3 separate regions of the Homo sapiens genome follow, and all the other regions are linked to region 1. A link is a loop called in an ENCODE intact Hi-C map of the cell type or tissue named here. Cell type or tissue: PC-9. All regions are shown on one strand. Links, peaks and the distances in the headings refer to the core of each region. The heading gives the core; the rest is flanking DNA.

What was found. Peaks named below come from ENCODE experiments on the same cell type or tissue, not always from the same donor. Only the 100,000 strongest peaks of a DNase experiment are listed, where the experiment ranks them.
Region 2: a loop joins it to region 1, with 11 times the contacts of the local background. A loop is called at or near these places in 2 of 110 quality-filtered maps.
Region 3: a loop joins it to region 1, with 18 times the contacts of the local background. A loop is called at or near these places in 19 of 110 quality-filtered maps.

Annotation. Positions count from the first base shown.
Region 1 is chr14:34,327,456-34,335,744 of GRCh38, reverse strand. No RefSeq gene overlaps it. Among named protein-coding and RNA genes, the nearest start is that of SPTSSA, 130 kb to the left of the region's middle. In PC-9, for the core only: a CTCF peak has its summit at 3,907; a DNase peak (open chromatin) is centred at 3,474; H3K27ac peaks cover 1,105 bases.
Region 2 is chr14:34,421,110-34,429,398 of GRCh38, reverse strand. No RefSeq gene overlaps it. Among named protein-coding and RNA genes, the nearest start is that of SPTSSA, 37 kb to the left of the region's middle. In PC-9, for the core only: no CTCF peak of the experiment used is centred there; a DNase peak (open chromatin) is centred at 3,798; H3K27ac peaks cover 1,706 bases.
Region 3 is chr14:35,417,828-35,426,116 of GRCh38, reverse strand. No RefSeq gene overlaps it. Among named protein-coding and RNA genes, the nearest start is that of NFKBIA, 17 kb to the right of the region's middle. In PC-9, for the core only: CTCF peaks have their summits at 3,337 and 3,537 (motif pointing right); no DNase peak of the experiment used is centred there.

The DNA.
Region 1 (8,289 bases), core at 1,620-6,619:
AATCTTGGAAAGATTAAGGCAGAAAGGTTTCTTTAGTTTGGTCTTCATCCTTATTTTCCTTCCAGCCAGGATTTGGATTGATGGAGAGTATTGATTAATATGAAAGATTTGGGGCCTGGTGCGGTGGCTCACAACTGTAATCCCAGCACTTTGGGAGGCTGAGGCAGGCAGATCGCTTGACCCCAGGAGTTCAAGATCAGCCTGGCCAACATGGTGAAACTCCATCTCTACAAAAAACCCCCCAGATTAGTCAGGCATGGTGGCATGCACCTGTAGTCCCAGCTATTCCAGAGGCTGAGGTGGGAGGATCACCTGAGTCCAGGAAGTCAAGGCTGTGGCAGGCCAGGTCTCACTAACGCAGGCCTCCATAACAACTGTTTCAGCACTGACTGTGTAGTTAACTTAAATATTAAAAGCTGAAAGAGCCAGTGTCCTTACACAAAGGCTGGGATGTAACAAAAGCCCACCAAGAGCTTTGCCTAGGTCTTTCCTGGGCCTTAAAGCAAAATAATGAAGGAATTCTTAACAGGACCTGTTTAGGATTAAACAAGTTTTATTGGGGGTCTGAAGAAACTCCCCAGGCCTTCACAAACTCCTCAAACCTTCATGATTTAGCAGGAGACAAAATAAGGTTAATCACTCCAGCAACTGGACCCATTTAGATTGAGTAAATTTACTGAGGCTCCAGAGGAAGGTCTTCAGGACTCACACCTTAATTTTAGATTAAAAGAAGTTAATCACTTATGTCTTTTGATGAATGCACACTTACATGTAGACTTATAGCTTAAAAGGTATATAAGCTCTGGAAAACTTTGTAATTTTGAGTTAGTCTGGTGATAATTTCCAGGCCTTCTCCTTGTAACCGGTTGCAGAAATAAAAATCTTCTTCCTCAGTTCATCTGCATCTTGTTATTAGGCCATAAGAAATAGCAGCCCGACCCTCAGTTTGGTCCGAGAACAAGGCGGCAGTGAGCCATGATTGTGCCACTGCACTCTAGCCTGGGTGACAGAGCAAGACCCTGTCTCAAAAAGAAAAAAAAAATTGCAAATGTTGAAGATTGTGGATTTCATGGATTTTTTTTCTATACAGGGACTGCATTATCTCAAAAAATTAAAAACAGCCAAATTCTCATGTGTCTTCTGAACTGGGTTAATTGCTCTTGGGAGTTTAATTTTAGTTTCTGAGGCCTCTGACTTGCCAGAGGCAGTGTTAGACATGGGGTCATCAGCTTTCCCCAGAGGACTTCCTTTTAGTTAAGAGGCTTGTTTGGGGCTGGAAGAAGGGAATTTTTTTTGGTGGGGGAAGGAATGTGAAAGGATGGTAGTGCTTTTTCTTGGGAGCTGTGCTCACAAGGTCTGAGTTTTGTATGTTGTTTATTTACCCAAAAGGGGAAAACTGCAGTTATCTAATGTTATATGCAGGATATTCCCCAAACCCTGGGACAAGCAAGGTTTCCCAGGTACCTGTTTCTTTTTTTTTTTTGAGATTAGTCTGTGTCACTCAGGCTGCAGTGCAGTGGCACGACCTTGGCTTACCTCTGCCTCCCGGGTTCAAGCGGTTCTCATGCCTCAGCCTCCCAAGTAGCTGGGATCACAGGCATGTGCCACCACACCCGGCTAACTTTTTGTATTTTTAGTAGAGACGGAGTTTCGTCATGTTGGCCAGGCTAGTCTCAAACTCCTGACCTCAAGTGATCTGCCTGCCTTGGCCTCCCAGGTACCTGTTTCAAAGATGAACTGTTTGTGGTTTATGGAAACTGAAGTCTGGCCCTCTAGGGTAGAGTTTAAAGGGACATCTTATTTCCTAGTCACAGGAAGTTTTCTTGCAAAAGTGGGATCATCTATTGAATTCAAACCTGTGTCCCTCATAGGTTAGAGCCTGTGTTCTGGGCCTTGTATGGTTCGCCAATGTAATAATTACCTGGAAAGTTTGGATCCCTTCAACTCACACACCTCCACTACTCAGGTGTCAACAGTAAATGGGTCTCAGGATTCTCAAGGTGTGATGCTTTGGGGTGTGGGTGGTACCCACAAATCTGTTCTTGTAAAAACCTGAGTGGCCCTTAAAGTAAAAGTTTGAGGGGATAGAAAGGAAACCTCACCTTTGGGCCACACACCCTCCTTGCTCTTCTCTGGGTGTTCTTTTTTTTTTTTTTGAGACGGAGTCTCGCTCTGTCGCCCAGGCTGGAGTGCAGTGGCGCAATCTCGGCTCATTGCAAGCTCCGCCTCCCGGGTTCACGCCATTCTCCTGCCTCAGCCTCCCGAGTAGCTAGGACTACAGGCACCTGCCACCGTGCCCGGCTAATTTTTTGTATTTTTAGTAGAGACGGGGTTTCACCGTGTTAGCCAGGATGGTCTCGATCTCTTGACCTTGTGATCCGCCCTCCTTGGCCTCCCAAAGTGCTGGGATTACAGGCGTGAGCCACCGTGCCCAGCCTCTGGGTGTTCTTGTCTGAGAGGCAGTAGTGTCACTGGTAGTGGGGTTGTGACTGCAAGGTGTCCAAGTTCTTGGCATTTTGAACAAAGAATTGGACAAAACGCCCACCAAAGCAAAGAAGCAACAAAAGAATGAAAGCAGGGATTTATTGAAAACGAAAGTACACTCCGTAGGGTGGGAGCGAACCCGAGCTGCGGCTCAAGAGCCCGGATACAGAATCTTCTTGGGTCCAAATACCCACTAGAAGTTTCCCATTGGCCACTTCATGCTCATCTCATGTAAATGAATTGGTAGCCTACAATCAGTCTCGTTGCAGAAAGCAGCCAACCAGAGGCTGAAGTTACAAAGGTCACTCCTGTGCAAACCTATCAGAGGCATTTTGCAACCAATCGGAGGCTAGGGTGAAGTTACAAAGTTATACTTCTATGTGCAAACGAAGACTTGGCCTGCAATCGGTCTGACTGGTTGTGGACCGCAACTATTCAGAGGCTGGAGTGAAGTTACCAAGTTGCAAAAGAAGACTCCACCTGCAATCAGTCTGATTTGTTGTTGACACCCAATTTCCCATTTGTCGTTCAGAAAAGGTCAAAGAGAGTAGCCTCTGGTCGTTTTGTTGCTTAGGTGTGGAAAGTTAGGGTTTTCCTTTCAATTTAGTTCTAGGAAGTCTGCGTGAAGGTTTCCTGCCTCCAGATCCTATTCTCCTGCCTCAGTAGGAGCCTTTTTAAACAAGCCTCTTGTTAAAAAAACAAAACAACCTCTAGACAATTTAAATTTAGCAGTTTATTTGAGCAAGGAATGATTCATGAATCGGGCAGCACTCAGAATTACAAAAGATTCAGAGAACTCTGCAAAGAAGCAGTGATATAGAAAACAAGTTAAAGTACAGAAATAGCCTGGTTGGTTGCAGCTCAGCTCTTGCCTTATTTGGCCTCGGGTCTGATCAGTTGGCAGCCTGTGATTGGCTGAAGCTGGGCTGCAGAGGGGCTGAGACTCAGCTGTTTGTTATTCTCCCAAGTTAGGTTTTCAGTTTATGTGCTAAGTTAGGTTGCGGTTCATTACCTAGGAACTGAGAGTACAGAGACAGCCTCAGGTCAGGGGCCTTTCTTATTTAACACTCTCATGATACATTTTTCTGCGTGAATATGCATTTAATACATGGACATGAAGCAAAGCTGCAAAGGGTGCAGCTTTTCTGGACCTGAAAAACAAGTTGGGTTAAAGCAGGTGAGGCTTCCCCCTCCCCATCGGTGTGTATATAGTTTCTTATCCCTGCCTCACCCTTCCTTCTGCCATTTGCCTTGGCAGTGTGATTTGTATCTGTAGTGCTGGTTGGGGCAGGTGAGGTTTAGTAGGGGCAGTTTATGAAGGCTTGTGTTTGCACACTCTGAGATTTTGGGCCCAGCCTGGGTGCCCCTGAGGACAGGTCTGAGCTGGTTCCAGGGTATGGCTTCCAATGCTGGAGCGTCCTGCTGCTCTCTGCTGCCCCCTGGGAGAATATTCTCACACTGCCGTTCCAGGTCAAAGGCAGGAAGACAAGGTATTAATAATTTCCAGGTGGAACAAACTGGGGGCTCGGCGTGAGAAGAATTTCACTGGTTAGATTCACGTATCGAGAAAAACACACAACATACCTAGAGACTATGGAAAAATCCATGCACTCCAGCCTCTTCATCTGCAGCTTTAATTCTCACGAAAGCATCCCCACATGTGATTGTTTCTGTTCCTTGTGTCCTGGCTTTAAGATCTCATTTCAAACTTGTCATTCTCCTTAATAATAAAAATCTTGTCAATCCCTTGCTGAAATCAGGTCTGTCCTATTTCTCAGATCTGTTAGTTTGGAAGTCCCATTTATAGAGGTGATAAGATTAGGCATGGCTTGTCCTTAGTGAACCTTAGTGCTTCCTTTTCTAAAAGTGGGCATAGTGTACTGGTTACGAATATGAGCTCTGGAGTCAGGGGAGTCTCAGGCCCATCACTGAGAACGAGACTAATGCCTGCCTTCTGTGGTGAGGATGAAATGAGATGATATATAGAAAGCACTCTGTGTAGTGTCTATCTCATAAGCCAATGAATGTTGACTGTTTTGTTATTTCCTAAGTTCTTATAATTCATTCATTAGTTTGTTCCAGACTCTTGAATGGTCTCCAAGTCCTCTTAATTTGTTGACTGCATTCTTCATGATTTCTCCACTGTGATACTCTATGAGAAACAGCAGACACGCAGACACAAGCCTTGACCCAGTGGGGTCACAGTGGGTGGTGGGGAAAATCAGTCTCAGACCCAGTCATGACAGGGGTTAAAGTGAAGGTGCTTTTGGCAGATCACACATGTTCTGCATAAAAGCCAAATCTGCTCTGTTTCCAGTATGTCTAAACACTTCACCTTTAACAGTAAAAAATAAAAACATAAAAACTTTGCACCCTGAGATAAATCAGAAGTATCAGAGTCACCCTGACAGGCCTGGTCCCCAAATAATAAAACGTGAATGTTTATTGTAAACTTGGGCACCTTCCAAAACAAGCTCCCGGACCCCATATTTGCTATGTGGATGTTTAGAGCTATGGCGAGAGCTTTGTGAATACAGCAGTCAAGTGAGTAAGTTGCTGCTTTCTCACCAGAAACACGTGAATGGATATTTTGTAACTTTGGTAATACTGCACATTTTCCCTTTAAGTCCTTGTTATATTTTTTATTTAACCGACCAGTCCTTCAGAAGTCTGATTCTCTTGCTCTCTTTGAAGGTGAACTTTTCTTTCCTTTTGTAAATGCCTCTTTCTCTGAGTATTTTGACACTGGTTGTGCCTTGCCTGAATCATGATGAGGTACAAAGTCTCAAAAGATGTTCCATTTGGTCCACTTTGTTATTAGGTTAAGATTAAAAAAAATTTGAGATACTTTGAGAGTATAAATACTCTTAAGAAGTATAAGTACTTTTAGAGTATAAATACTTGAGAATTACCCATGAGAAGTGGTGAAAATAGTATAGTGAGTTCCCATATACCCTTAGTTTAAGATAGCATCTTAACCCCAGCACATTAGCAAACCAGGAAATTGACATTGGTATTAACTAAAGTTCAGATTTTATTCAGATTTCACCAGTTTTTATATGCACTTTTTTTTTGAGACTGAGTCTCGCTCTGTCGCCCGGGCTGGAGTGTGGTGGTGTGTTCTTGGCTCACTGCAACTTCTGCCTCCCGGGTTCAAGTGGTTCTCCTGCCTCAGCCTCTGAAGTAGCTGGGACTACAGGTGCATGCCAACAAGTTTGGCTAATTTTTTTTTTAATAGAGATGGGGGTTTCACCATGTTGGCCAGGCTGGTCTTGAACTCCTGACCTTAGGTGATCCACCTGCCTCATCCTCCCAAAGTGCTGGGATTACAGACATGAGCCACCACACTTAGCCTATATGCACTTTTTGTGTTTGTGTATGTGTGTGTGCATAGCTCTGTGAAATTTTATCACGTGTAGATTTATGTAAACACAGCCACATCCAGGGTGCAGACAATTCCATCACCCAAAGAAATTCTGTGGTGTTACCACGTTATACTTACACTTTCTCCCTAACCTGACCTGTGACAACTATTGCTCTGTTCTTCATCACTATAATTTTGTCATTTCAAGAATGTTATATAAATGGTCCATAGAGTATGTAAACATTTAAGATGAGCTTTTTTCACTTAGCATAATGCACTTGAGATCCATCCAAGTCATACGTATCAGTATGTTTCTTTCTGTTGCTGAGTAATATTCTACTGTATAATGTACTGCAGTGTATTTCACTATTCACTTGTTGAAGGATGTTTGGGTTCTTTCCAGTTCTTGGCTATTACAAATAAAGCTGCCATGAACATTTATTTATAGTTTCTTAGTGTGCATGTAAGTTTTATTTTTCTAGGTTTCTGGATGACCATCTTATGTTATAAATTGTGTTTGCAGTTGTATTTATAACACAGCTGGTGTTAAGTTGTGCTTCTTGGATTATCCTGTGTGCATGAGAAAAGAACAGAAGTAACTTAGGATGTAAGTGATGCATTTAGACCAAGCGAAGTCAAAAGCTATCATGACATTTGATGCTAATGGTGATTTGACAGTACTTCAAATAGAGTCAATTGGTAAGAGAATTGAGCCATCACAAAACACGTGGTAGTATAAATATGCCAAACTCAAAAACATTTGTGTGGAAACATCAGTTCCGTAGCTGTGTTGTGAAGAGAAGAGTGATTTCGTTCCAGCAGAAAAACATCATCTACCTCGTTATATTAAAACAATTGTTCATTTGGATTTTTATTGGTTTTATAGTTTTCTTTTTTATTTCATTTATAAATTTGTTTTAATTTTATGGCTGTGGACTGGCACATAATCAGCTTAACTACTCAATAAAACCACTATAATATATGTGATTTAATAATGGTTGTGGTATTGAAGAAAGGCAAGGTACAAAACAAATACACTATATTGAAAAAGCTGTAAAGGTGGGAATTTATATCATGTTTTGTTTGTACATATTAATATAGTTGGCATTTTGGATCAAACAGACGTAAAAATAAAGGTGCTTAAACAAATATAGAAGGTCTACTTATCTTATAAAAGTCTGAGCTGGTAGGTGGTGTAGTAGGGTGGGTCGTCTAGATACCCAAGCTCCTTCTAGCTTGTTGTTCTACCTTCTCCTGGATCAGTGCTTCTCAAATTTTAGTGTGAATATGAATTACTTGGAGATCTTATTTAAATGCAGAGTTTGGCATCAGTAGGTCTAGGGTGAGGCCTGAGAACCCCTATTTCCACAAAGTCCCAGCTGCTGCTCCTTCTGCTGGTTCGCAGGCCACATTTTGAATAGTAAGGTCCTGAGTACTGCCTTCATTCACATGGTTGAAGCAGTTTCATCCCCACTTCACTGGATTTCCAGCTATGGGAAGGGGTCCAGGGGAAGTCGAGGACTGGCAGCGTCTTAATGAGAACATGACCAGAAGTTGTTTATGTTCTCTTCACTTCTCACTGCCAAAACTTGTCATATGATTGTACTCAGTTGCAAGGGAGGCTGCAACATGTAAGCTCTGGGTAAAACTTGATGAATTCTATTAACGAAAAGGAAGGTAGGGAGAATTAATGCTAAGGAACTGTTAGTGGTCTCTGCCACAATATTTCATGAGAATTTAAGGCAACACGGGGTTTATGAGAATTTTTTCCTTTTGAAGAGGTGCATGCATTACTTAAGTTTGAGAAACACTAATCTGAAGTATACTGTGAAGTTCCATTTTAAGAGTTAATAAGGTTAAGCATAGCTTGTCCTTAGTGAATCCATAGTGCTTCCTTTTCTGAAATTGGGTATAGAGTACTGGTTCAGAAGGTGATCTCTGGCAGGGCACAATGGCTCATACCTGTAATCCCAGCACTTTGGGAGGCAAAGGTAGGACGATCGCTTGAGCCCAGGAGGTCAAGGTTGCAGTGAGCCATGATTGTGCCAGTGCACTCCAGCCTGGGCAATAGAGTGAGACCCTGTCCCAAAAATGTTTAAAAAAAAGGAAAAAGAAAACAGAAAGTGGGCCGGGTGCAGTGGCTCACGCCTGTAATCCCTGAACTTTGGGAGGCTGAGTTGGGTGGATTACCTGAGGTCAGGAGTTCGAGACCAGCCTGGCCAACATGTTGAAACCCCATTTCTACTAAAAATACAAGAAAATTAGCTGGGCATGGTGGCACGCACCTGTAATCCCAGCTACTCAGGAGGCTGAGGCATGAGAATCGCTTGAACCCTGGACAGCCGAGGTTGCAGTGAGCCGAGATCATGCCACTGCACTCCAGCCTGGGCAACAGAGCGAGACTCCATCTCAAAAAAAAAAAAAGCATGATCTCTGGAATC
Region 2 (8,289 bases), core at 1,275-6,274, 94 kb before region 1:
CTCAGTTGTTACTCTCTTCTGGGCAGATAGAAAAAGGGATCTTATGACAATGGGACAACAGGTGCCATGGTCTTGGACTAGGGGCAGTGGTAGCTATGGCTACTAAGCTAAAGAATCCCCAAAATGGAAATAAATAATGTGAGCAGTGAGGAGGTGCTATTCAATACAGACATTTGGGTGGTCCAAAAACCTCAGAAGCTCATTCAGATGAGCCGTGAGTGAGGGCCACTTGAAATTGAATGCAAGGCCTCAATTTTCTCAAAGAAAACTGCTCTTCTTCTGTGCCTTTGACCTTTTCTTTGCCTCCTACCCTGACTTCAGCTTTGTTAAGGAGAAAGATAATTAAGAGTGAGACCTAGCCAGGTGCAATATCTCATGCCTATAATCCCCGTACTTAGGGAGGCGGAGGTGGGCAGATCACTTGAGTTCAGGAGTGAAAGACCAGTCTGAACAATGTGGTGAAACCCCGTCTCTACAAAAAATACAAAAATTAGCCAAGCATGGTGGTACACACATGTAGTCCCAGCTACTTGGGAGGCTAAGGTGGGAGGATTGCTTGAGCCCAGGAGGTTGAGGTTGCAGTGAGCAGTCTTTGCACCGCTGCACTCCAGCCTGGGTGACAAAGCAAGACCCTGTCTCAAAAAAAAAAAAAAAAAAATCCAATATGCACTTATGCACTTATGCAGTTGCTTGAATATGGTGGGGAACTGTGGAGGAAAAAAATTCAAACTTTATGGTGCTGTTGCATATAACTATTCAAGGCATGAGTCTTTGCAGCCGCTTGGAAAGAAGGGGCACCTTAATTCAACTGATGGGATTTGGGCAATTTTTGCAGTAAAGAGAAATTAAGTGACCCTGTTGCAAGTGACCCTTTGGGTCTGTTTAGTGTACTGTTGTAGCTTCCACTGATGAATATATAATTGGCATCAATGTTTTACATGATTGTAATTTGAATGCTTATAAGTGCCAGAGGTGATCCTACTGATTGGGAAGAGATGCTGTATTAGTCTGTTTTCATACTGCTGATAAAGACATACCTGAGGCTGAGAAATTTACAAAAAAAAAGAGATTTAATTGGACTTAGAGTTCCACATGGCTGGGGAGGCCTCACAATCATGGCAGAAGGTGAAAGGCACGTTTCACATGGCGGCAGACAAGAGAAGAAAGCTTGCGCAGCAAAAATCCCCCTAATATAATCATCGGATCTCATGAGACTTATTCACTATCACAAGAACAGCACAGGAAAGACCTGCCCCCATGATTCAATTACCTCCCACTGGGTCCCTCCCACTACACGTGGGAATTCAAGATGACATTTTGGTGGGGACAGAGCCAAACCATATCATTCTGCCCCTGGCCTCTCCCAAATCTCATGTCCTCACATTTCAAAACCAGTCATGCCTTCCCAACAGTCCCCCAAAGATTTAACTCATTTCGGCATTAACTCAAAAGTCCACAGTCCAAAGTCTCATCTGAGACAAGGCAAGTCCCTTCTGCCTATGAGCCTGTAAAATGAAAAGCAAGTTAGTTAGTTCCTAGATACAACGGAGGTAAAGACATTGGGTAAATACAGTCATTTCAAATGGGAGAAATTGGCCAAAACAAAAGGGCTACAGGCCCCATGCAAGTCTGAAATCCAGCAGGGCAGTCAAATCTTAAAGCTTCAAAATGATCTCCTTTGACTCCATGTCTCACATCCAGGTCATGCTGATGCAAGAGATGGGCACTCCCATGGTCTTGGGCAGCTCCATCCCTGTGGCTTTGCAGGGTACAACCTCCCTCTTGGCTGCTTTCATGGGCTGGCATTGAGTGTCTGCAGCTTTTCCAGGCACACGGTGCAAGCTGTTGGTGGATCTACCATTCTGGCATCTGAAGGATGGTGGCCCTCTTCTCACAGCTCCACTAGGCAGTGCCCCAGTAGGGACTCCGTGTGGGAGCTCCGACCCCACATTTCCCTTCTGCACTGCCCTAGGAGAGGTTCTCCATGAGGGCCCCGACCCAGAAGCAAACCTGCCTGGGCATCAGGAGTTTCCATACAGCCTCTGAAATCTAGGTGGAGGTTCCCAAACCCTAATTCTTGGCTTCTGTGCACTCACAGGCTCAACACCATGTGGAAGCTGCTAAGACTTGGGGCTTGCACCCTCTGAAGCCATGGCCTGAGCTCTACGTTTGTCCCTTTTAGCCATGGCTAGTGTGGCTGGGATGCAGCGTACCAAATCCCCAGACTTGGTTAAGCTTCAAACTGATGGTATTCATTGAGTTGCTGCCACTGTTCAGCCTCAGTGCCAGCTCTGCCAAGCCAAACATGGGTGGGGTTGCTCCATTCCCTTTGCAGAACTCAAGGCTATTCTCATATCTCTGGCCAGTGTTCCTTTTGATAAAGCTTGTTATATTTTTACTGACCTCTGGGCTATAGCCAAAGGCCTGGGAGTTTAGTCCGTCACTTGGAAAACTACAGATTGGTAGATTAAAGACACCCTCTCTGGGGCTGCAAAATTTGGTAATAAATCAGTTAAGCTGTTGGGTCACTCATGTAGATGTCTATAGTAAGGGCCAGTTCTCTGGTATCGAGCTGCTGATCAAGACTGCACTGTCCAGATTGCTCCCATTTATGACTAGATCCGTCACTGTACTGGACATGGTGACCTATCTACCACCGTAGGTTTGGCATAAAATAAAGAAAAGACTGTTTCTAATGCAGAAGCTACCTAAAAGGCAGACTTGTGAAAGTGTTGCAGTGAGGGGGGTCACATAGCATGAGCCATCACCTCCATCTCCCCACACCTTGTTCTTGGCAGATTGACTACATTAGACTTCCGATCTCTTCTCAGGGCTACCCATTGTGCTGCAATGCTGTTGATACTTTTTCAGTGACGATTACACAAGGGGGAATTTCACTGCACAAGCTCTCTTCTCTTGTCTGCCGCCAGGTGAAACGTGCCTTTCACCTTCCTTTCAACACAATATTGCTGTTTTAACCCGATCAGCAGATTCCAGCTATAATATTGTAGCCCTTGAAACTAATCTGTGTCATGTGTTTGGCCTTCTGGGCCTTTGCAGCTTGACAGTGGAGTGAGTTTTTTTTTTTTTCTTTTACAAAAGCTATTCAACAAAGTGCTGACAGTCAAGGTATTTGATGGACTTTCCATACTCCCTACCGTTCACAGGCATCTGATATTGAATACTGGAATGGCCTCTTCAAAAATCAATTCAAATAGAATTTTACTCTAGCTCTCTCTTCTCCTTCTGGGCCATGTACCTTAACTAGGCAGTTTGGTCACTGAATGTGGCTATGCTCAGAAAGAGATCACCTCTCAGCCACTTCCTGGTTAATGATCAGGATGACCTATTGCTATTTTAAAATTTGGATTCCTCCCTGTTAGAAATAAAATGCTTGTTCCTTGGTGCCACAAAGAAATAGCACTTGAACATAAATTTAATTTTCTCAGCAAGACAATTTTTACTTCTATAGAAGGGTGTGACTCACGAATGGAGTAATGGCGAGAGGACACCTGAACAAGAGAGGGGAAGGGGTTCTTACTCTTGATGCAGGTAGCCCCTACTGCTCTGTCATTCCCCTATTGGCTAGGGTTGGACTATACAGTCTAAGCTAATTCTGATCGGCTATTTTAAAGAGAGCAGGGGTATGAGCCAGAGTGGCGGGGTGAGTAGTTTGGCAGGAAGGACAGTTAGGAACAGGGAACTAAAGGTGACTTAGGCCAGATCAGGTGACCAGGGGTGACTCAGGTCAAAGCAGGTGACTGGGATGAGTCAGGACGGAGCAGGTGACCAGGGGAACAGATGTGAACTACTGATTAAAACTGGTGGGAAAGGTTTTTTACTGAAACTATGAGGAAGTTAAACTTTAAAACGGAGGACAAAGAACTGAACATACTGACATAATGATTCTTAAAAGAGAAATTTGGAACTCATTGTATCCAACACTCCCTGACCATGCTGCTTTTCTGTTCACTAATGGCAGTCCCAGGACAGTGGGTTGGTAGTCCAGCCAGAAAGAGGCCTAGGGATTTCAACTTAATTCTGGCTCAGTCCCCTGGATTCTCTAGTTGAGTTGCTGTGAGTCTATATCATGAGGTTAATCACCACTTGGTTGAGTACATTTGCTTCATAAGTCACCCAGTGGCTCATGCAGGCCTAAGTAGGTGGCGTGAGTCTCTGTAAGTTTTATAAAATTGCCTTATCCCTTTTGTACCTGACTCTTTTGGATGAAAGGTCTGGGTATGAGTAGAGATGATTGGAAAAAGGTGAATGATAACTATTGGAATAGGACAAGCTGATTTTATAGTGATGGAGAGAAAGCAACTCCAATACATGAGGGGAGAATACCTTAGATGCCAGGAGGGGGAAGAAGGATCTCTAATAATATCCTTCAGAGCCACCCCTGGGTCTTTCCTCAGGAAGAAAAAATGCCCAGATGCAGCTCTCCAAAACTGTTGCAAACACTATAAATGGTGAAACTGCTGAATCGGCCATCCCCCATGATGGTGCTGACCATGATTTTGATTGTCATTCCCCTTCACCTCAGCAAGAATCTATCAGATAAAGCAAAGGATTGCCCCATTTTCTATATCTCCCATGCAAGACATTGGTTAACACCGCTGGATGTCTTCCTCACCTCCCTTCCCATAGCTATTGCTTAGTCAGTCATTCCGTGGGGTGAATGAGCAACACCTGTCTGATGGCATAGATAATTAGGGCAGTTTGGACTGACAGCCCTCAGGCAATTTCTGCAAAAACAGGGACTAGCCTCAATTATTCAAACTGAACCAGGAACCCTAAGGCTTACCAGCTTGCCAGGAGGCCAAGTTGGAGGAACTGTCAAACTATGCCCTCTGAATGATGTATGTCCCACTTAGGGAGACCAACAACACTTTCTTTCCAGGGGCACTCTGTGTGCCCTCAGGTCTTTATTTCCTGTGTGGAATCCAGGAGTTATTTTGTCTCCCCTAAAAACACCTTAGGGGTAATCATAAGATCCCTTTAAGTGTTTAAGGAAGCATCACTGACAGATCATGTGGCCCTCAGATGACCACAGAGATCTCTCCAAAATGAGACTTTTCTTAGGTAATGGAGAGATCTCTGCAGTAAGACAACAGATTCTTAGGCTGGGCGTGGTGGCTCATGCCTGTAATCTCAGCACTTTGGGAGGCCGAGGTGGGCAGATCACTTGAGGTCAGGAGTTTGAGACCAGACTGGCCAACATGGTGAAACCCCATCTCTACTAAAAATACAAAAACCAGCTGGCCATGGTGGCGTGCGCCTGTAATCCCAACTACTCGGGAGGCTGAGGCAGGAGAATTACTTGAACCTGGGAGGTGTAGGTTGCATTGTGCGGAGATGGTTCCACTGAACTTCAGCCTGGGTGACAGAGTGAGACTCGGTCTCAAAAAAAAAGAAAAAAAAAGAATCAAACAGATTCGTTATTTATGTATACTTTGCTGGCAGTTATCCCTATAACAGTAGTCATCCAATTAGAAAAGTGAAGTGGTAAAAATTTCGCTGAAGTTTTCAGTGACATGCCTGGACCCTGAAAGGAAAAGCAGGTCAGCCTCAGCTCACTAGCCATGGTTGTTATGAATGAAATAATTGCCCCAGACTTTCTTCTCAGGTGAAGTCTGTGCAATCTCTGCTCTATCTTGCTGTGCCAGGATTAATGCCTTAGGCCAAGTGAAAAGGTCAATATAGAAACAAAGAGAAAGCCATTTGGCTTTCTAAGTAAACCATGATGGTGTATGGGATTTGTTAAGCTGATTGGGACCAGGACCCCGGGAGCCATGGCTGGGGTTAATACTGCCGGATGGCCTCATCTTGCTGTACAAAGTGCTGTTGATAAGAGCCTTAATTAAGTGCTGTGTGAGACAAATGGATTTGGTCCCAGCCTCTGTTAAATTATTTAGAGTGGCTGATGGAGTGGCATAATATGGGAAAAATTTCCAGGAGCCACCACTGTATGGAAACTATACAGTCTTATGGCTATTGTTGGGAAGAAATTCTCTCTGAGTCTTTTGCATGTCTGCATGTCTTGTGAACAGTGGCACTGATTGTCTTTGTTCCATACTATCTCCTCAAAGAAGCTTGTATAGGAAACAGCCTTGGAAGACAGATAGTGTCCCCTTCCAGCAGAAGGAGCAGGTTTGCTTAGAGACTTAGAAGACAGATATAATGTCTACCTCTGAAACAAATGGCAGGCATACTTATTGTTTAGTATAAAAAGATTAGGGTTCTTTAAGCTTGGGGTCCTCTCCTGCAATGAAACCCATTGCATGTGTAGATGTCCTCTTTGTGCTACACTGTGGGGTTTGGAGCATACAAGAAAATTCTAGTGCTCTAGCTACAGAACTTTGGGAGGCTGAAGCGAGCAGATGGATTGAGCCCAGGTGTTCGAGACCAACCTGAGCAAAATGATGAAAACTCATCTCTACCAAAAAAACAAACAAAATAACCACCAAAATTAACCACTCTGAGGTGGGAGGATGGTTTCAGCCCATGAAGCAGAGGCTGCAGTGAGCTGAGATCATGCCACTGCACTCCAGCCTGGGCAACACAGCCAGACTCTGTCTCAAAAAGAAAATTACGTATCTTGTTTTTGGTATCTAGTACCTAATTTATTATTTGCTGTCATTCCATAACAAAAATAGAAATAGCTTTATTTTTCTTAATTTTAAAATAATATGAGCTTATTGTAAAGTAAATTTCAGAAAAATTGGATGGTACCTATTACACTTTGTTAAAATCATATTAATATTGTAATAATTACTTATTGTTGAGAACTATTATGTGCAAGTGGTTTACACACAGAATGTAGCCCTGTGTGGTAGGTGTCATCTTTCTTTTTTTTTTTTTTTTGAGACAGAGTCTTGCTCTGTCGCCTAGGCTGGAGTGCAGTGGCGCGATCTCGGCTCACTGCAAGTTCCGCCTCCTCGGTTCACACCATTCTCCCGCCTCAGCCTCCCAAGTAGCTGGGACTACAGGCTCCCGCCACCATGTCCGGCTAATTTTTTGTATTTTTAATAGAGACAGGGTTTCACCGTGTTAGCCAGGATGATCTCGATCTCCTGACCTCAAGGTCTGCCTGCCTCGGCCTCCTGACCTCAAGGTCTGCCTGCCTCAGCCTCTCAAAGTGATGGGATTACAGGCATGAGCCACCGCGTCTGGCCAGGTGTCATCTTTCTTTACAGATAAAGAAAGCAAGGCTCATTGAGACTTTCCAAAGGTCATATACTAAGTGATGAGGTGGTGCAGATTTATGTGTATAGCTGTTAGGCTGGAAAACTCTGTGCTTGCCCCTGGTAAATGGTTCCCAAACAAAATGATCATCCTTGGTAATTCTGATTCAGGAGATCTATGATGGGGCCTGGGAATCCCTCAGAGGTTGATTACGCTGTGAGGTATGTAGTTCCACAGTATCAGCCTCCTTTTCTTAATTTAGAGAACAGTACAAGCAGGCCTGACTTAATTTTTGATGATTTCACTTAGGGTGCCAAGTTGCTTGTACCCGTGTTTTTGCTTCTGCCAGCAAACAGCCTTAAACATGTAAGCTTACCTCCACATATCTGCTTGCTAGTGCTTTGGGCAAGTCCGACTGTCCTTAAGGTCTCAATATGTCTCCAGCATCCCTTGCCCCTCTGTGGCCCACCTTCTAAAGGTCCTGGGCATCTTGGTTGCGGAGGCTGTGGATACTCAAGCTGTGGGCTCAAGTTGAAGAGAAAAGAGGAAGAGGTCAAAACTAAGTTAAGCAATGTTAGGAAATAAAAGAGGGAAGAAAGAAAGAAGGGGAGACAGGGGAAAGAGAGAGACAGAGAAAAAATTTGACAAATGAAGGAATATTTTGTAATAATAGAGTAATGAAACCCATTTTTTCTTGTGTGGGTCATAATCCATTTCTAAAGGCTGTTTTATTAGTGGCATCCCAAACATATATTTTAAACACTTTAAAATGTCAGATAAAAGGAAACAGAACTCCAATGATATGTTAGAGAAGACAGGTTTGGACTAGTACTCACATGGAAAGATTTACATTCTGTGGTACCAGGGTCACCTTTAGCTTTGAGGTCTTTGCATCTGACCACTGCTTAAGCTAAGATTTGGCAGTGTGAACAGCTCTGAGGTGAGGGATTGCAGGCTAAAATGTTTAGTCAGTATGAGGGTTGGGGTATGCATTTTCAAGGGAAGGCTGTTCACATACTGTCTACCTGCAGAGTGGAGTTGCTGGTGCAGAGCAATGGCAGCCCAAGAATGCAGGTGCCCCATCTATTTCAGAGGCATAAG
Region 3 (8,289 bases), core at 1,176-6,175, 1.1 Mb before region 1:
GCAGATCAGTCAGTGCCAGGGCTTAGGGACAGGGGACAGTGTGACTGTGAGGGGTAATACAAGGAGTTTCTTTGTGGTGACAGCACAATTCTGTATCCTGATCATGGTAATGGTTACACAACCCTATACATATGAAAAAATTTCATAGAACTTGTATACTGAAAAAAAAAGTATGTGTAAGAACTGTGAAATCTGAATAAGATCTGTAGTTATGGTTAACATTGTACCAGCATCAGTTTGCTGGTTTTGATAATATTAGCACTGAAGAAAGATGAGTGAAGGACATAGGGGAACTCTCTATACTATTTTGCAACTTCTTATGAACATAAATTTTTTTAAAATAAAAAATTTAAATGATGTATAATTATAGGAATTATATATAGAATGTGAAAACTGACACTTTTAATTAGAACTATCAAGTAAAAAATTTACATTGCGGAGATTCTCAATTGCAAACATTAGCACCATTTTCTTTCTTTTTTTTTTTTGAGATGGAGTCTTACTCTGTTGCCCAGGCTGGAGTGCAGTGGCACAATCTCATCTCACTGCTGCCTCTGCCTCCCAGCTTCAAGCGATTCTCCGGCCTCAGCCTCCTGAGTAGCTGGGAATACAGGCACCCTCCACCACACCCAGCTAATTTTTGTATTTTTAGTAGAGACAGTGTTTCGCCATGTTGGCCACACTAGTCTTGAACTCCTGGCCTCAAGTGATCCTCCCACCTCGGACTCCCAAAGTGTTGGGATTACAGATGTGAGCCACCACGCCTGGCCTAGCACCATGTTTAATATTGTGTAGTTCTGTATATTCTGACCTATTCCAAAAACTTAATGAAAGAGTGACACCCTAAATTGGTACCCAATAGTCATGATTAATAAGAAGCAAATTTAATTTTACTAACCTAGAGCCAAAGTTGCCAATCAAAATTTCAAGAATAATTGCTTACACTGAGATGGTCTGTTTTCACTTCTGTAAGCCAAGGCCTGTCATCTACTGTGCAGCAACCACCAAAAATGCAATGTGATTAGAGGCATGCGTTTAATTGAATGTGCTAAATAAAACCTTGTTATATGCAAAAAGCTAATGTAATTTTAATCTGTAATCCTTCATTTGTGAATTTTGTCTGAATTATGTATATATGGTACACATAATTTTGTAAATAAACACCTACTCATTAAACAACAACAAAAAACCACCATTAACCCTGTGGCAGTCGTAGTGATGGCATGTGGCAGCAGCAACAGCGGTGCACATGTGTTAGGGCTCTCCAAACGCACTGTGCTAAGGGTTCGCATCGATTCATTTCCTCCTCACAACAGCCATCTGAGGAAGTACCAGCCCTTCATACAGATGAAAGTATTGACACACAGAGAGGTTAAGTAATTGAGTTACAGAGATACTAACAGTAACTGGGAATTTCTGATTCCATGTCTACTGCTTTGCCCGTGTGTAACAGTGCCTTGATCTTTACTTGCCTCTTCACTTTCAGCTTCCCTTCTGTCAATCCATGTATAAGTTTTCCCATTGCTGCCATAACAAATTACCACAAATTTAGTGGCTTAAACAATACAAATGTATTATGTAACAGTTCTGAAGGTCAGAAGTCCAAAATGAGTCTCACTGGGCTGAAATCAAGGGGGCAGCAGAACTGTGCTCCTTCTGGGGGCTCTAGAGAAGACTCAGTTTCCTGATCTTTTTCCCACTTTAGAGGCTGCCTGCATCCCTTGGCTTGTGGCCTCATCCCTCCACCTTCAAAGCCAGCAACATCAGGCCATGTCTTTTTCACACTGCCATTTCCCTGTTTCTCTTCTGCCTCCCTCCTCTGTTTATAAGTACTGTTATGGTTACACTGGGCCCACCTGGCTAAGACAGGCTAATCTCCTTATCTCAAGGTCGTCTGATTAATATCCTTAATTCTATCTGCAGCCTAAATTCCCTTTTGCCATATAACCTAACAAAATCACAAATTCTGAGAATTAGGACTAAGACATCCGGGGGCAGAGGGTGGCGGGGGGCGGCATTGTTCTGCCTGTCACTAGCCATAAGGCTGGCATTGAAGTAAGCTTTTTATCACTTCAGATGTATTTAACCCTTGTTAAATGTTTCAAATGATATTTCTTTGCTTTTCCAGTAAGTTTTATTCAAACTTTTTCATTTATATGTTTATATTCTTGCCTTATTAACAATTCAGCATGGTTTAGGAATACACACTGGAGTAAAGAAAATTATAATTTATGTTCTCACTTAAAAGCATGAACTAAGCTATGAGGACACAAAGGCATAAGAATGATGCAATGAATTCTGGGGACTTGTAGGGGAAGGCTGGGAGGCCAGTGAAGGATGGAAGACTACATATTGGGTACATTGTATACTGCTCAGGTGACAGGTGCACTAAAATCTCAGAAATCACCACTAAAGAACTTATCCATGTAACCAAAAACCACCTGTACCCCAAAAACTATTGAAATAAAAAATATAAAAAATAAAATTATAATTTTAAAAAATCAGGCTGGCTGGCCGTGGTGGCTCACACCTGTAATTTCAGCACTTTGGGAGGCCAAGGCGGGTAGATCATGAGGCCGTGAGATCAAGAACATCCCGGCCAACATGGTGAAACCCCATCTCTACTAAAAATACAAAAATGAGCGGAGCATGGTGGCATGTGCCTGTAGTCCCAGCTACTCAGGAGGCTGAGGCAGGAGAATCGACTGAACCCAGGAGGCAGAGGTGGAAGTGAGTGCAGATCATGCCACTGCACTCCAGCCTGGGCGACAGAGTGAGTCTCTGTCTCAAAAATAAATAAATAAATAAATAAATAAATAAATAAATAAATAATCAGGCTAATTTTGGGCCAAATCCAGTAGGCAAATATTTAAGTGTCTATGTAGGCCAGGTGCGGTGGCTCATGCCTGTAATCCCAGCACTTTGGAAGGCCAAGGCAGATGGATCGCTTGTGTCCAGGAGTTTGAGACCAGCCTGTGCAAGATAGTGAGACCCTGTCTCTACGAAAAACGCAAAAATTAGCTGGGTGTGGTTGCACACACCTGCAGTCCCAGATACTCATGAGGCTGAGATGGGAGGATCGCCTGAGCTCAGGAGGTTGAGGCTGCAATGACCTGTGATGACACCACTGCATTCCAGCCTGGGCAACAGAGGGATACTCTGCCTCAAAAAAGAAAGAAAAGGCTGGGTGCAATGGCTCACGCCTATAATCCCAGCACTTTGGGAAGCCGAGGCGGGTAGATCCCGAGGTCAGGATATGAAGACCATCCTGGCCAACATGCTGGAACCCCATCTGTACTAAAAATACAAAAATTAGCCGGGTGTGGTGGCTCGCGCCTGTAGTCCCAGCTACTCAGGAGGCTGGGGCAGGAGAATCGCTTGAACCAGGGAGGCAGAGGTTGCAGTGAGCTGAGATTGCGCCACTGCACTCCAGCCTGGGCAACAGAGCGAGACTCCGTCAAAAAAAGAAAAAAAAGAGAAAAGAGAATAGTTGTGCCCACGTCAAAGGAAAAATTGTCTCTGCGGTTCCACTAAGTCCCAGTAGGTGGCGGTAACACCATACAAACTGGTTCCGGCTTGCTCTCTTTATTGAAAGAATCCATCTCCTTTTGTCATTGAGGTTACCGCATTTTAGTATGACTTGATGGGCCCTGTCTGTAATTTAACAATATTGGAATCAAATTCTGATATCTAATCACATGGATATAAGCTCTATTAGATTTCAATTAGCATTCACTCTAATTTGATTATAAGGCTTCAGCCATTCAAATGGCTAATAGGGAGACACTTAGATAATTGCAGCTGTCTGGGGTTATTACATTTGCTATCATTTTCACAGAGTGATTCATGTAAAGACTGGGCCATAAAATCTGTTTGTGTTGTTGGAGACAAGCCATGATGGCTTACTGGGGTAGGCAGCACTATTAAGCATTTTGCTATTGTGGTCTGGCATTTGGGATTTTTTTAATTAGGATGGCAAATATGATGGATATTTAGGATTAGTGTTTACCATTTATCTGTATTCCAAAGAAATATTCTTGATTATTCATCCACAATATTGTTTCATTTGACAAAAAAAAAAAAAGCATTAGCCAAGTTTCCTTTTCATCTTTTTTAATTGAACTGAATAACATTTAAATTGAATATATTAACCACACCAAAACTTACCTCCTGCACAAAAGCCTTCCTCAGTACATGGAATCAGGATATTTGTTCTCACCTAAGATTATTCCTAAGTGTAAACACTAGATAGAGGTGTTTGACCAAAATTGCTGGAGCCCTTGGCAAGGATGTTAAAGACTTGCTTCAAGTATAAAAGGAACAGTTGGATTAAATGACCTTAAAGGTCACTTCTAGCTCTTACAGTCTAAGAGTTTAGAGATCAATAACAGCAAAAAATGTCCCTGTCCCAAACAGCTGTCAGATCCTAGGAGCAGAAGCAGCTAGGATCTTGAAGTAACCTGCATGTGATGTGTTATTCTAGGTGGAGCAGCAGGGCCTGCTCTAGAGAGGTTGGCAAGTTCACCTATAGAAATTCACCCTCTGCTCTATGTGGGCCCCCAAGAGCCAATTCAAATCTGGAAAAGTCATCAGTGAAAACTCATGTGTTGTGTTGTGTTTTGTTTTGTTTTTGAGATGGTGTATTGCTCTGTCACCCAGGCTGGAGTGCACTGGCACTATCTGGACTCGTTGCAACCTCCGCCTCCCAGGTTCACGCGATTCTCCAGCCTCAGCCTCCTAAGTAGCTGGGATTACAGGCAAGCACCACCATGCCTGGCTAATTTTTGTATTTTTAGTAGAGACGGTGTTGGCCAGGTTGGCCTTGAACTCCTGACCTCAAGTGATCCGCCCGCTTTGGCCTCCCAAAGTGCTGGGATTACAGGTGTGAGCCACTGTGCCTGGCCAGAGCCACTGTGTCTGGTCTGGTTTTATATCCAGTATTTTATAATTTGTACCCACAGATAACTTGACAATTTGCCAATATGACTTCAAAATTATATTCTGTTCAAGATAATAAATGTAGTCTCTGAAGGCTTAAAACCAAAATGTGAGGGAGGCTTGCATTTTTTGGTAGTTTTTCTGCTAGAAAGTATTTCTCACGTACCAATAGGAAAACATTAATTTCATAAATACCCCTACATCCTCAGAGGTCTAAGACATTTTATTTTAGAATATAATCTCTTAGAGTTCAGGACTGCATCTTTATAGTTCCAAGTTTTTTTTGCAGGACCTAGCTCCAGGTTCCAAGACAACATAGTCAAGTACTAGATTCAGGGGGTACATGTGCATGTTTGTGACAAGGGTGTAATAAGTGATGCTGAGGTTTGGGGTATAATGGAACCTGTCACCCAGGTAGTGAGCATAGTACCCAGGAGCTAGTTTTTCAGTCTCTTCCCCCCCTCCCTCCCTTCTCCCTTCTGTAGTCCTCAGTGTCTACTGTTACCATCTTTATGTCCATGTGACCCAGTGTTTAGCTCCCACTTATAAGTGATAACACGCAGCATGTGGTTTTCTGTTCCTGCACTAATTCACTTAGGATAATGACCTCCAGCTGCATCTGTGTCGCTGCAAAGGACATGATTTTTTTTCCACAACTTTCTTAGACCAATGATCTATTCAGCCTAGTAATCTGCCTTTGACTGTGGCAACTATTATACTTTGAAGATTTCTATTTGTTCGAATATAAGTTTAGTAACCTTCCAGGATGACAAAAAGTCCTTTAATGTTTTAATGAGGTTTTTTTCCCATTACAGGTGGTTGTGGGTGGGCCAAGACCCAAAAGCTTGACCATAAAAAGGACTGAAGGTCTGAGCCACAGCTCACAAGTCATAAGGGTGGGGTTAATTTTTCCCAGAAGTGTAGACGATGAAATTCGTAATACAGAAAAAATGTGGTAGACATTGCCAGGGCAATTCACTTGGAATTTAGTGAAGAAGCTGAGGATAGGAGTTGGGGTGTGGGTTGGGGGAGGATGGAGTAGGGCACATTTATACAGAAAAGGTGGCCAAAGAAACCTATTTCCTTCCATATACGTCTCTCCATATGGGTCTGTACTCTGTTGCTTTGGGAAAACACGCAACTTGGCACACTGATCAGCCACTTTGTGGAGGGAACTTCTATACCCTTTAGGATTGGGAGCTTCTGGGGCCCACTCAAGGCTGGGACCTAAAGTTCCCTCAAAATATGTTTTAAAGCAAGAGAAATGGAGTGATATTTTCTAGGGGAATTTACTAAATATTGTCAAAATCAGTTCCTAAGGTCCCAGCATTGATCTGGCATTCTGTTACCTCTGATTTCATTTCCTATTACTCCCCTGACTCACACGACTTCCCCCATGCTGACTCCCTGCTGTCCCTGAAGGTGCATCCTTCTCCGGGCCTCTGCACTCACTGAAGACCGCCTGGCCCCTCCTTCCTGCACAGCCACACAGCTCACGCTCTTCATTCAGGTCTTCACTTCAGCCAGGCATGGTGGCTCACGCTTGTACACCTAGCACTTTGGGAGGCCGAGGCAGGTGTATTGCTTGAGCTCAGAAGTTCAAGGCCAGCCTGAGCAATGTGGTGAGACACCGTCTCTACTAAACATACAAAAAAAAAAAAAAAATTAGCCAGGCTTGCAGGTGCATGCCTGTAGTAGTCTCAGCTACTTGGGAGGCTGAGGTGGGAGGATTGCTTGAGCCCAGGAAGTCAAGGCTGCAGTGAGCCGAGATCACCTCATTGCACTCTAGCCAGACAACAACAACAACAAAAAAGTATTTACTTCATGGTTGCCTTCTTGTCTACTCTGGCCACCCTACCTAAAATGTCAACATGCTCTCCTGCCCTACATTTCTACACTTTTCCTTGATTTCTTTTTTCCTCCTTAGCACTCTTGCTAACATATTATATTCTTTTATTTTGTGTTATTAGTATCTCCTACACAAGGTAAACTCTCTGAGGACAGAGGTTTTTTTTGTTCCTTTTTTTTTTTTTTTTTTTTTTTTGGAGACAAGGTCTTACTCTGTCGCCCAGGCTGGAGTGCAGTGGTGCGATCTCGGCTCACTGCAGCCTCGACCTCTTAGGCTCAGGTGATTCTTACGCCTCAGCCTCCCAAGTAGCTGGGACTATAGGTGCACGACACCACACCAGGCTAATTTTTGTATTATTTGTATTTTATTTTGAGATGGGTTTTCACCATGTTGCCCAGGCTGGTCTCAGATTCCTGAGCTCAAGCAGTCCTCTCGCCTCGGCCTCCCAAAATGTTGGGATTAGGGATTACAAGTGTGAGCCACCGTGCCTGGACTCTGAGGACAAAGTATTTTACTATATCTTTAATGCCCAGAACAGTGTCTATCTAGAACAGCTTGAGTGTTTTCAATGAATAAAGTTCAAGGAGACTGTTTTCATGAAGAAAATATTCTTTTTAAGCAAACTAATAGTATAAGGAGGGTTTCTGAGAAAATGATTAAGCAACCTGAAAGACCTAACTCCCTTCTAGAACCCTTGAGTATTTTAAGTGTTAGAGATAAAGAGGCTTATACGGAGGAGTGGTCCTCAATGTGGTCCTGGGCCAGAAGCAATAGGTAACCTGCAACTGGTAAGAAATGCATTCTCAGGCCTCAACCCAGATTTACTGAATAAAAATCTCTGGGGGGTGGCCCAGCAAGCTGTGGTTTAACAACCCTCCAGGTGACTCTAATACAAGCCAAAGTTTGTACCAACCACCGATATAGAGGAAGGAGCACCAGGCTCAATATCTAGAGATCTGGGTTTTAGTCCAATTTGTTTCATTGTGTGACCTTGAGCACATCACTTAACTTCATCAACTTCCATCTGTTTACTGATAAAATGAAAGAGATGCCACGTTTTCATTATGTGCTTTTAATGAAATAATTGTAAATCTTTGAATCACAGCCCTGAAGGAGCCCTTTAGTTAGCCTGTAATTGTGTATTTAAAAGTAATTAAACATCATATCTTAAATAAAACTTTCTTTTCTTTCAGTCTGGCCTTTCTCTTCTCAAGTTAGCCTGAATTCATGAGCTTTAGCTTATCTGTGCAGTTTCCTATAGACACACAATCTTGCCATACTTGACACTTGGTTTACAAAGACCACTTTCTTGTACTTCTCACGGTCTTCAGGTTTTGGGCAGCCCTGTCTTCTGCTTTTCCTCACATCTCTCTGGATGCTTTTCCTCAGTTTCCTTGGCTGGCTTCTCAGCCAAGCTCACCTCTTTGGGTGTTCCCAGTCTTGGTGTTTGGACTTCTACACACAATTCCTGGGTGGCTTTGTCCGTTTCTCAAATAAGTCAA